Linked DNA regions of Homo sapiens: region 2 is linked to region 1. The links are chromatin contacts, found by Hi-C or POLR2A ChIA-PET in ENCODE. All regions are on one chromosome and are shown on one strand. Each heading gives the region's core, a stretch centred on a gene start or an enhancer-like site at or near the end of the contact. The rest is flanking DNA. Distances are from core to core; before and after follow the strand shown. Region 1 has its middle 150 kb from the start of LINC02869. Region 2 has its middle 12 kb from the start of LINC02869.

Region 1 (4,655 bases), core at 203-2,702:
CCTATTCATTGATGTGAATTCTCCTTGGGGTGATAAAATGTGGCTACCATGGAAATGACTTAATTTTGTCAGACCCATAAGTTTCTGAACCTTCCAAAAAGTGATTTCTATAGACAAAAAATGGTCTATGAGTGTGTGCTTTGACTCCATATCACCATGAGGAATTATGGTATAATTATATTTCAAATAATATCAGTCTGTAAGTGAAATGAAATCTATTAAAAAATGTTACATTATAAGTGACAATTCACTGATAATCCTTCCAGAAGATCAAAAGCAGAATTCAGACATTTATAGCTGTATGAATATATGTATCTGTATAAATTCCAGAAATATGTAAATTGTGAGTGCATATATATAGTTGTGTAGAATTTATATAAATTTTTGAAAAAATTCTATATGTGTTTATGTAGATTAAGATCAAGATCACAGTCCAGATATGCTTTATTATTTTTTGACTGCTTGGGCTATAAGGGCTTAAGGAGAGGTAGGAAGAGAGGCTTTTCTATGAAAAAAGACTGTTCTCATGCCATTTTCAGTCTGGGTGGAATTCAAAAGTATTAGAGTTTTCACAAACAGCCTTCTTCTCAAAGGTTTTTTGGCCAAGTTTTGATACCCCAAGAGGCTGAGGAAAATATCTGGCCTTCTGAGCACATACCACACTGTCCAAACCTTTTTAGCCTGACCCGTCACAGGCAATGGCAGCAACAAAATAGGCAGCATCTTAAGCAAACAAGACAGCTAGACTTTAAGACAGGCAGCCTTAAATTTGTGTTCTTGTAAGAAACGTTCAATTCAAAAATGTTTTCTTTTAACAGAGTTAAAAATAGTTGAAACTGAAATAGCTCATCCTATGAAACACTTAAGAGTAAAATGTGTGTTTTACTTTATTTTCTTTCTTTCCTGAAAAAATGTGTTGCATTAGACAAATCAGGCCACTGCAGCCAGGATGGAATGTTAACCATGCCACTGGATGGCAAATTGGAGGGGCACATGCCTTTCATCTTAATTATAGGCTGGACAGGGGAATGCACTATAGTCTCTGCTACATATAAGCAGGAGAAAACTTTCCCAGGGTATTTTTCTTTTGCATTTCTGACTCTTATTGGATTGGAAACTTGTCCATGTGACCCAGCAGGGTCCACTTTCCTTAATAAGGTTAAAAATATGCCAGAAATGCTTTCCTTAGCACAGCCTATGAGTGTCAAATGTGAAGGTGACAGCACTCCCTTTCCTTTTGATTCTATTTCACATTTTCTTGGAGAAAGTCCCACTGTTATCCTACAATTCTCTTCCAATGTTACCCTTCTGATAGGGTCCATAAACTAGAGTGTCATCTGAGATGGAATAATTGTAGAGATTCATTTTGTGTCACTGTAAAATACAGATTTTGTTCTTTTTTTATGACTCTAATGACTCACCTTCACTAAATCACAGCCCTTGAGATGTTTTTCCTGTAATGGGAATGCATTGACGCTGAGTCATCCATACTCTTAATCAGGGTCCCTTATGACCAGGAATTGCATCTAGAATTGGGAGTAGTCTATAACTGCAACAGAGTCTATCTAATGGGCTTTTAAAAGGGTAATGAAGTGATCAAGAGTATCTACTTTAGTTAAGAAGAATTGGTGTTAAATTTGGGGATTGCCATTGGATCTTTGGTAGACTTTTTATTTTCAAATCTCCCCTTCATCTTGCAAGTTGGTTACATAAAGTTGTTGCAAGGATTAAATGCAATAATGCATCAGATGTATTTAACAGAGTGCTGAGGTTATTTTAAGGAGAATGCCTTAACCTTATTCTCATTTCTAATCAATTGAACCAAGTAGCTGTAGAAAGATTACATAATTCCATAGGTAAAAATGCTCTCAGTATGATTAAAAATATTCTCTCCTGATTTCTAAACACTACTATCATCCAAACCTTTGAGACCAGTGGGTCTCAAATAGGGATAAATTTTGCTCCCCCAGCAGACATTTGCCAACAGCTAGAAACATTTTTTGCTGTCATCCCTTCAGGGCAGTGGATGTATCTGACACCTAGTGAATACAGGCCACGGATGTTGCAAAACATTCTATTATATAGAAGGCAGTCCCCGACAACAAAGAATAATCTGGATTAAAATGCAGATAGTGCAGAGTTTGAGAGACCCTGGTTTAGAATAAAAGCTTTAGGGTCTATTGTTTGGTCTGAAAAGCTATCACAGCGGACATTCAAAGAAACAAACCTATTACATTTTTCTCCATGCCTCATTTATTCTAGGAACAGTTTCTAGTGTCTACTGCATTTGGAACCCAGCATTGTTGGTGGTTCTGATAGGCTCTGGACTTGTGAAGCCAATGTGCTTCTGAAGAGGTCATGAAGCCATGTAACGGGTAAAGGACAGACAGAGGAATTAGTTAAACCCTTCTGATGGTAAATGAATGCCTTAAAACCTAGAGATTAAATATAAATTAGAAACAGTTTAGATGATTTAATACCATTGCTATGACTAAAAGAGAATTTTCCGAACTAAATTCATCTTCGTAAGAGGTTGATATTTTCACCGATTGACAAGCTTTAAGTAGGTTGTGGTAAGTGTAGAAACTGGCCTGTCTACAGACTAGCTGCTGCTTTTTCAAATCCAGGTGATGCCCAATGCCAGGTTTGAAGAATGCCAGATTCAAGGTTTACAAAAATAATATTCACTAAAAAAGATAAAATGGCTAATTATTATTGAATTTAAAATTAAAACTTTCCCAGTAAATTCAGGAAATTTACGAATTTCCCTGTTAATCAGTAAAATATTTTGTTTTAACCACCCATCTTTTAAATATCTAAAATTCACTTTTCTTTTAGGGAAGTATAATCTTCTTCTGTCAAATTGCAAACAAACTGGTTTCAGTATCGAGATCTACATTTACGTGTAGTCACATTCATCAGCTAATAACAATTTGTAGTGTATGTTATTTCCCACATGTATGTAGTAAGTGTTTTCAGGGTTATTCTACTATTTGTTCCCTTCCCCTACTCTGAATGTATCTGTCATAATTTGCTTTTGATGAATTTTTTTCTGATGTCCCCAGGATCAATAGGCCACTCAATTCACCACAACTAAATAAGGCAGTTTCATAATCAGAAAAATAAATGAGTCCAGACCTCTGTCATTTGAAGTCTATGTTTATGGTTCATGGCAAACCAAAAAGTTCTCAGCCACATATTATTCTATTCTTGGCAATGAGAAATTATTTTGCTCGTGTTGGCATGTTGCTCTGTTTAGATCCAACTTTTATTGGTACTAAAATTGTTGTGTTGTAATTGACTGATTGATTAAAACTAGAAAAAAAATTAGGAAAGCTTAGTGTAAAATATATATAAAGCTACTTTTATTTTTTGTTATTTTAGCAGCTTTATTGAGGCATAATTTACATACTACACAATTCTCTTGTAAATGACCAATTCAGTGATATTTAATACATATACAAAGTTGGGCAAGCATCACTACAATCCAATTTTATAACTTTTCCATCATCCTCATGAAATCCCTGGTGCTCATTGCAGTCACTTCTTCCCACCACCAGTCCCAGGCAACCACTCAACTACCTTCTGTCTCTATAGATTTGCATTTTCCAGTTCACAGAACTGGAATCATACACTATATAGTTTCTTAAATGTCTGGCTTCTTTCGATTAGTGTCTTGATTTTGAGGCTCATCTATGTTGCTGCATGTATCATCACTCCATTCTTTTTTTATTAATGGAAAATATCCATTGTAATACCACATTTTACTTATCCATTCAAGTATGGATGGGTACTGGAGATGAAATTGTTTTGTAAAATGTCTGCGATGGCAGCATGTCCTCATGATATTAAATGCACTGCCCTTTATTGTAACTGATAAGTTAGCTGGAGAGCATGGACAATGGAGAGTGTGCACAAGAAAGGGCATTGTCAAGGGAATCTACAGATTATGGTTTTACTCCCAGATGTGGACTAGATAAGTTCACTTAGTCCTTCAAAGTGTCCAATGACTTATTTATAAAAATGAAAGAACTGAACTTTGTAGTCCCTTTTTAATGCTATAATTCTACAATTTGGTCAAAATAACACTTTATTCCAAGTAACTGACATTACCTTGAAAGGTCTATAATTAAAGTTAGAGCCCAGACAGGCACTTGATTAAATAGTAAAGTAAGCTGTTTCTTAGCAAAAATACCAAGAAGGAACCTGTGATCTGCGAAATCTGTCATGCTCATAGCTCTGTTTTGAGAAACGGCCACTGGGCTCCTTCCACATCTGCTGATACTCTTATTGCCCCATGAGTTTACTGTCTTGATCACAGGTAATTAGATGATTGGTCCAAGAATGCACCTGATACAAAGGCAGCAATAAATATTTTGGCCAGTGGCCCCCATATTCCATGAAATATCTCTTCTATACTATAAAGTAAATGGCTGAGCCAATCCTTCTTGAGAAGTTTGGTAGGAGCAGAAGTCAGCAGATGGTAGAGTCATGGAGAAACCAAGAGAATCATAGGTCAAAGGCAATAAATAGAAGAGATGAGGCATCAGAAACTACATGAAAACAGAAGCCATGGGGCAACAAAGGCCCAAGGTAACATTTAATTCAAGTAAGCAGAAACCCTGAGGTGCCAGCTAATGCTTAGTACAAAATGT
Region 2 (4,798 bases), core at 1,637-4,136, 160 kb before region 1:
TCTTCCCTTTCCTTCCATTCCTCTCGCATCCTCTTCTCCTCCTAAAGCTTAAGCAGAGCCCGAGTTGGGGAATAAACAGCAACTACTGAAGTGTCCATTGTTCCCCCACTTCAAGTCCTGCATAAATGTAATGATGGTAGTTCCCAAACAAAATACTTCCTCACTGACCAGACACAATCTATGTAGGGTCAAAGGGCCCTCTGAAGGTTTGCTGAAAAATCAACTCTTGAAAGGCAGACTGATAGGAGAAAAGGTATACAAATTTATTTAACATGCATACATGGAGGGTCTTCAGAATGAACACCCAAGGATACAGAGGAAATCGTCCATTTTTATGCTTGGGTTAAACAAAATATGGACAGCCGTGTAGAAATATGATTAGGCAAAAGGGTTATGGTCTAACGCTAATAGACTGAGTGGGGAAATCCAGCAAGGCCTGTCTGCCTAGATTCTTCTCGGCCTCTCTGATCATCCCTTCTTTCCTTTTAAAAAGGTGGGGTGGGGCCCTTTCTGGAATGGGGGTCTTATGACCTACAGTCAAACAAGGTAGGTCAGATCATTTCTTTATGGCCAGGTTTTACACAGAAAGGGAGAGGGAAAATGAGAATAATATTTTTAGGTCTTATGGCTGGCTTTGGGGCAAAGGGGTTTTGTCCTGGAGACCCGCTAGAAAAGAGGGATTCCAGTTTCTATGCTAGCCTTAGGAGAGAATAAGAGTGAGACAGGAGGGCAGGAGAAGGTCAGAGAAAAACGTCTGCTTTCTGAGGCTGTTGCTGAGGCTGTCGTTTTGGGGTATTCTTTCTTGAGGCCCAACATCTATACAGATTTCAGTAGATAACATGTGTCAACTGAAAATGCTTTTCACGTGAAAATTCCAATGACAGGTCATTTAAGAATTCTAAAAATACTGTCTATCTTCTCTTATGCATTCTTTCTTGGGGACACATTTTTGTAAGAAAATGTGAACTCAATAGGAAAGTTAGACACAAGTAAGTTAGAAGAGTTAGATATGTAATGAAGTCAAAGGAGAGGCAAAAAACTATCTGTATTTTTTGTTGGTATTCAACCAACAAAAAAGCTAAAAGTATAACAAAATAAAAACAAAAATCTTAGAAGATAGTGTCTTTATCATCCAGAGTGGTCAAGCTGTAATCTTGGCCAAAGAAGTAAAGGTGCATTAGAATGGAATATTACCTTGTTCTGTCTATAAATTGTTTTATTTTTTTTTTCTTTGGATGAGATCAGATACTTCTTAGAACACAACTTGATGAGGTCTTGTTAGAATAGAGAGGAATGGAGAAGCAGAGGGCATTAGGATATTGGAAAACATTGCAAGACCCAGCAGTTTTAAAAGCACTTTTTTCCCCATCCCTATAAAAAAAAAAAAAAAAAAGAGAGAGAGAGAGAGGGAGCGAGAGGGAGATGATCTCATTCGATCCTGTGAAGGACTGCTACTCAGTAAGGAAGAAGTCCTGGGCAGTGTGAATCAGTTCAAGTCAACATCAGTGATGACTTATGTTCTGGGCATTTAGGGGAGGGTGGAATTCCAGACCATCCTGCTGGTAACCTCAGAAGGCTTGTGCTCACAGTGACTGTATCCCTTAAGGCAGTTAGAGGCTGAGAATGTAGATGGAGTAATGATGATACAAATGTTACTAAACTTTGTCCTCTGAGAGGAGCCTGGAGTGTTGCAGTATAGGAAGCTGTTGATTATCAAATGATTTTTCCCTCTTGGAACCTTAAGAAGAAAACACTAGTGTGTGTCTTCAGTAAGTCCTCTGATTTATAGGGCGCTGATAATTGATTCAAGAAAAAGAAAGTATAGATTTATATATACACACACATATAATACCTATGCATGTATATCATATGTATATGCATGTTTATGTATGCTTTGTGTATGTGTAAACATCTTTTGGTAAAACTTATTAATGAAATATGAAGTTGATGTAAATATCTTTGGGCTGAAAACAGTTCATATATATATAACAATTAATAAGGGCATAATTTTTCACTTTGCAAAACATTTTTTTCCTTCACAAAATGATTCCTCACAAGATTATAAATGAATGAACTAATAAACTTCCACATGTCTCTTAAAATAGGATTTGCTATATTAGTATTTATTATAATAATAATAAAATTAACATTTTTAAACCTTTTGTGCCAAGTACTGAGCTGAGGGCTTTATGTGAACTACCTCATTTCTGTCTCCCAGTCACGCTAGGATGTAAGGTAACATCATTATCCTCTGCATTTGAAAACTTGAGGTTTACACCTGTTCCCAAAAATCTATTGAAATAAAATAAAAATTAAAAAAATTTTAAAAAGATATTCAGCCTAGTTGAAAAGCAAACAAACAAACAAACCCTTGAGGTTTAGAAAATTTCATAACTCTCCCAGAGTCACACCTTAATAAGAGATGTAGCTGGGATTCTGACCCCATAGCCTGTACCTCCCTCTTCTCAACAGTATTTCTATATTTTGGGATACCATGACTCTTATGCAAAGCAACTCATCTGTACAAATAGCTTGGGCCAAAGCAATCAATCATGTAACAAAGGTGTAAATAGAAATAAAAATATTAACCCTTGGCTTGGATCCAAATGTCATTCATTTTAGCCAATGTTTTCCTTTCCATCATTAAGAATTCTGCTTTTTTTTTTTTTAAGTTTGGGAAAATCTGATATCAAATAAATTCATTGCATTCTTTCTGCATAACCATGTGGTAAATGCTAGTCCCGGGCATGGAAAGACAGGCACAGTAAGCAAAGACAGAATGAGGAAAAACTGTGAATCTAGATTTTTTCCTCTGTGTAAGAAAGTATAGTTCCCTTGGTAGAGAATGCAGAGACTAAAGCCTTTGACTATTGGACAAGAAACTGTTGACATTGCTGTAGTGAATCATCCGTCATACACAGCTCTTAATGGGGATGGGACAAATTACAGCATTTCATGATGCTGCCCAAAGATAATTCAGTCTAGCACCTGGATTGTTTGGAAATCCACTGGATCCCTCCTTGACTCTCACATGCTCATCCTGCATATACACTCCTTGTATAGCAACAAGCATGAGATTGAGCGATAGAGTTGGACAAATGACCAATATTTATTCAGTTAATAAAATACAGAGTTGTTTTCCTAGAAACACCAGCAAGGCAAAGGGAAACAGAGAGAGGAATCCTGCTCCTACCAGAGAGATGAATGGGTGTGAGAAAATGTGAGGGAGACTCATTGCATAAACATAACTGAGGCTAAAGATCGCTGCAGCCCCAGCCAGGCTAAAACATGGAGAAGATGACCATGCGAGGCTGGGCAAGTGGGGTGCTATCTACCGAGGAGTGGGTAGGACAAGGGGTCCAGGCCCCATGCTTATCTATTAGGTGAAGTTTTGATCTCAAGGCTGGGAAAGACATGGCCAGAAATAAATGTTTAGGACATAACATTCTTTCCATGTTAGGACACCACATTCTTGCTATTTGGTGACAAATGACTGAACCGGGAGCTTGGTCCCATTTATGATCTAATTCTATAAAAATGAAATCCCGGGCATCTGGTTCAGAGCATTCCAGGAAAGAGTTAAAGCCCAATATTGCTGCCTCACTCTGTTCTTCCTTTTTGGTGAATGATAGGCTAGGACGTGAACTTGCTGCCTTCTGGAAGTGCTTTCTCTTTCTTTCTGTGGATTTTATTTTCTGCCTTCTATGGGAGAGAACAGCTCTCTTGCCTTTCCACTTCCCCTGGGCTTGAAAACACTCATAGTAGAACATATACCTTCTATCTGAAGACAACATATAGAAGGTAAAAGAAATGGAAAATCATCTGCATAAAGAAGAAAAACAGAGAGTGAGTGAGCATATGGGCGTGTCTGAGTGTGCGTGTTCAGTGTAGGAAGTGTCTGAAGAGAAGTCCAGCTACAAGAACTTGCTGCAATAATTCTCTAACAGCATGAACAAAGACTCCAATAATAAATGGTGACATTTACACAAATATTTGTGGTTGTGCTTTCCATTTCTTCTTATAGGAAACAAGTAAGATTTTTAAATGCTTTAGTGATGTGATCAGTAGACAGTAGTGGGAAAGAATTTCCCTGAAACCTGACTTGCAATCAAAATAAGGAAGGAAGATCTGAGAGAATTGAGAATATTTCAGCTAATCAGGATATGGCACTTTCCGGCATCTGGGTGTCCAAACAAGTGTTTTGAATTCAATACTGTTAACATGTGTCACTTTAATGAATATTTTCCTTTGAAGTTGATTGGATGGTTACATTTTTGGCAATAATCTTGTGGTCTGTTGCTTACATTACCTGACCCACAGTCCATTTTCCTTGTGTTGGCTGTGGGAAAGAAAAAGAGTGAAAAATATCTCAGAACCTGGGAAACAGCACTGAGAATGCGACTCATCTTTTAGTTAAACCACTTCAGATAGAAGCTCTCTAAGGATTGCCTCCTCACTGTCTGTGATATGTGTAACCAAAAAAAAGAAATAAGTTCCCCCGGTGTCAAAAAGATAAGGGGAAAAATCCACAAAATGAGATGAGGCTATTTTTCTTTTTTAAGCCTGAAATAGGAGGTCAGTCCTTTGCACTCTTCCTTTTGACTTCTAACAAAACCAATCACAGTCAAGCTATTCTCTTGAGTTAAAAAGTGTTTTCAGGAAGTCCATAACATGTTCTAATTGATTATTTAAAAATCCCCACACAGGAACATCCCCTCATGGTCTGAATGTCTTTTTAGCCCTCTGCTATTTGCAGAACCTTAAACAAATTGTAAGAGAGAGTCCTTGGCTAACTCCA

The links. Hi-C counts contacts between places; a loop is a spot of excess contacts on that map. ChIA-PET counts read pairs that join two places held with the same protein, here RNA polymerase II (POLR2A). Pooled maps may share reads with other maps.
Region 2: a map of PC-3 shows a loop between it and region 1 (1.8-fold over the local background). The contact joins two enhancer-like sites. A Hi-C loop is called at or near these places in 6 of 168 maps with a recorded cell type or tissue (IMR-90, PC-3, PC-9 and 3 more) and 3 of 50 pooled maps. POLR2A ChIA-PET finds 5 or more read pairs at or near these places in 7 of 52 experiments (A549, AG04449, BJ and 4 more).

The regions. Positions count from the first base shown.
Region 1 is chr1:218,659,444-218,664,098 of GRCh38, forward strand. No RefSeq gene overlaps it. Among named protein-coding and RNA genes, the nearest start is that of LINC02869, 150 kb to the left of the region's middle. Within about 2 kb of position 1,453, at least 6 of the 41 ENCODE cell types and tissues checked have a DNase peak (open chromatin) inside an H3K27ac peak, as active enhancers do; they include PC-3, PC-9, endothelial cell of umbilical vein and 1 more, where a contact is called at or near this core.
Region 2 is chr1:218,495,250-218,500,047 of GRCh38, forward strand. No RefSeq gene overlaps it. Among named protein-coding and RNA genes, the nearest start is that of LINC02869, 12 kb to the right of the region's middle. Within about 2 kb of position 2,887, at least 9 of the 41 ENCODE cell types and tissues checked have a DNase peak (open chromatin) inside an H3K27ac peak, as active enhancers do; they include PC-3, PC-9, endothelial cell of umbilical vein and 1 more, where a contact is called at or near this core.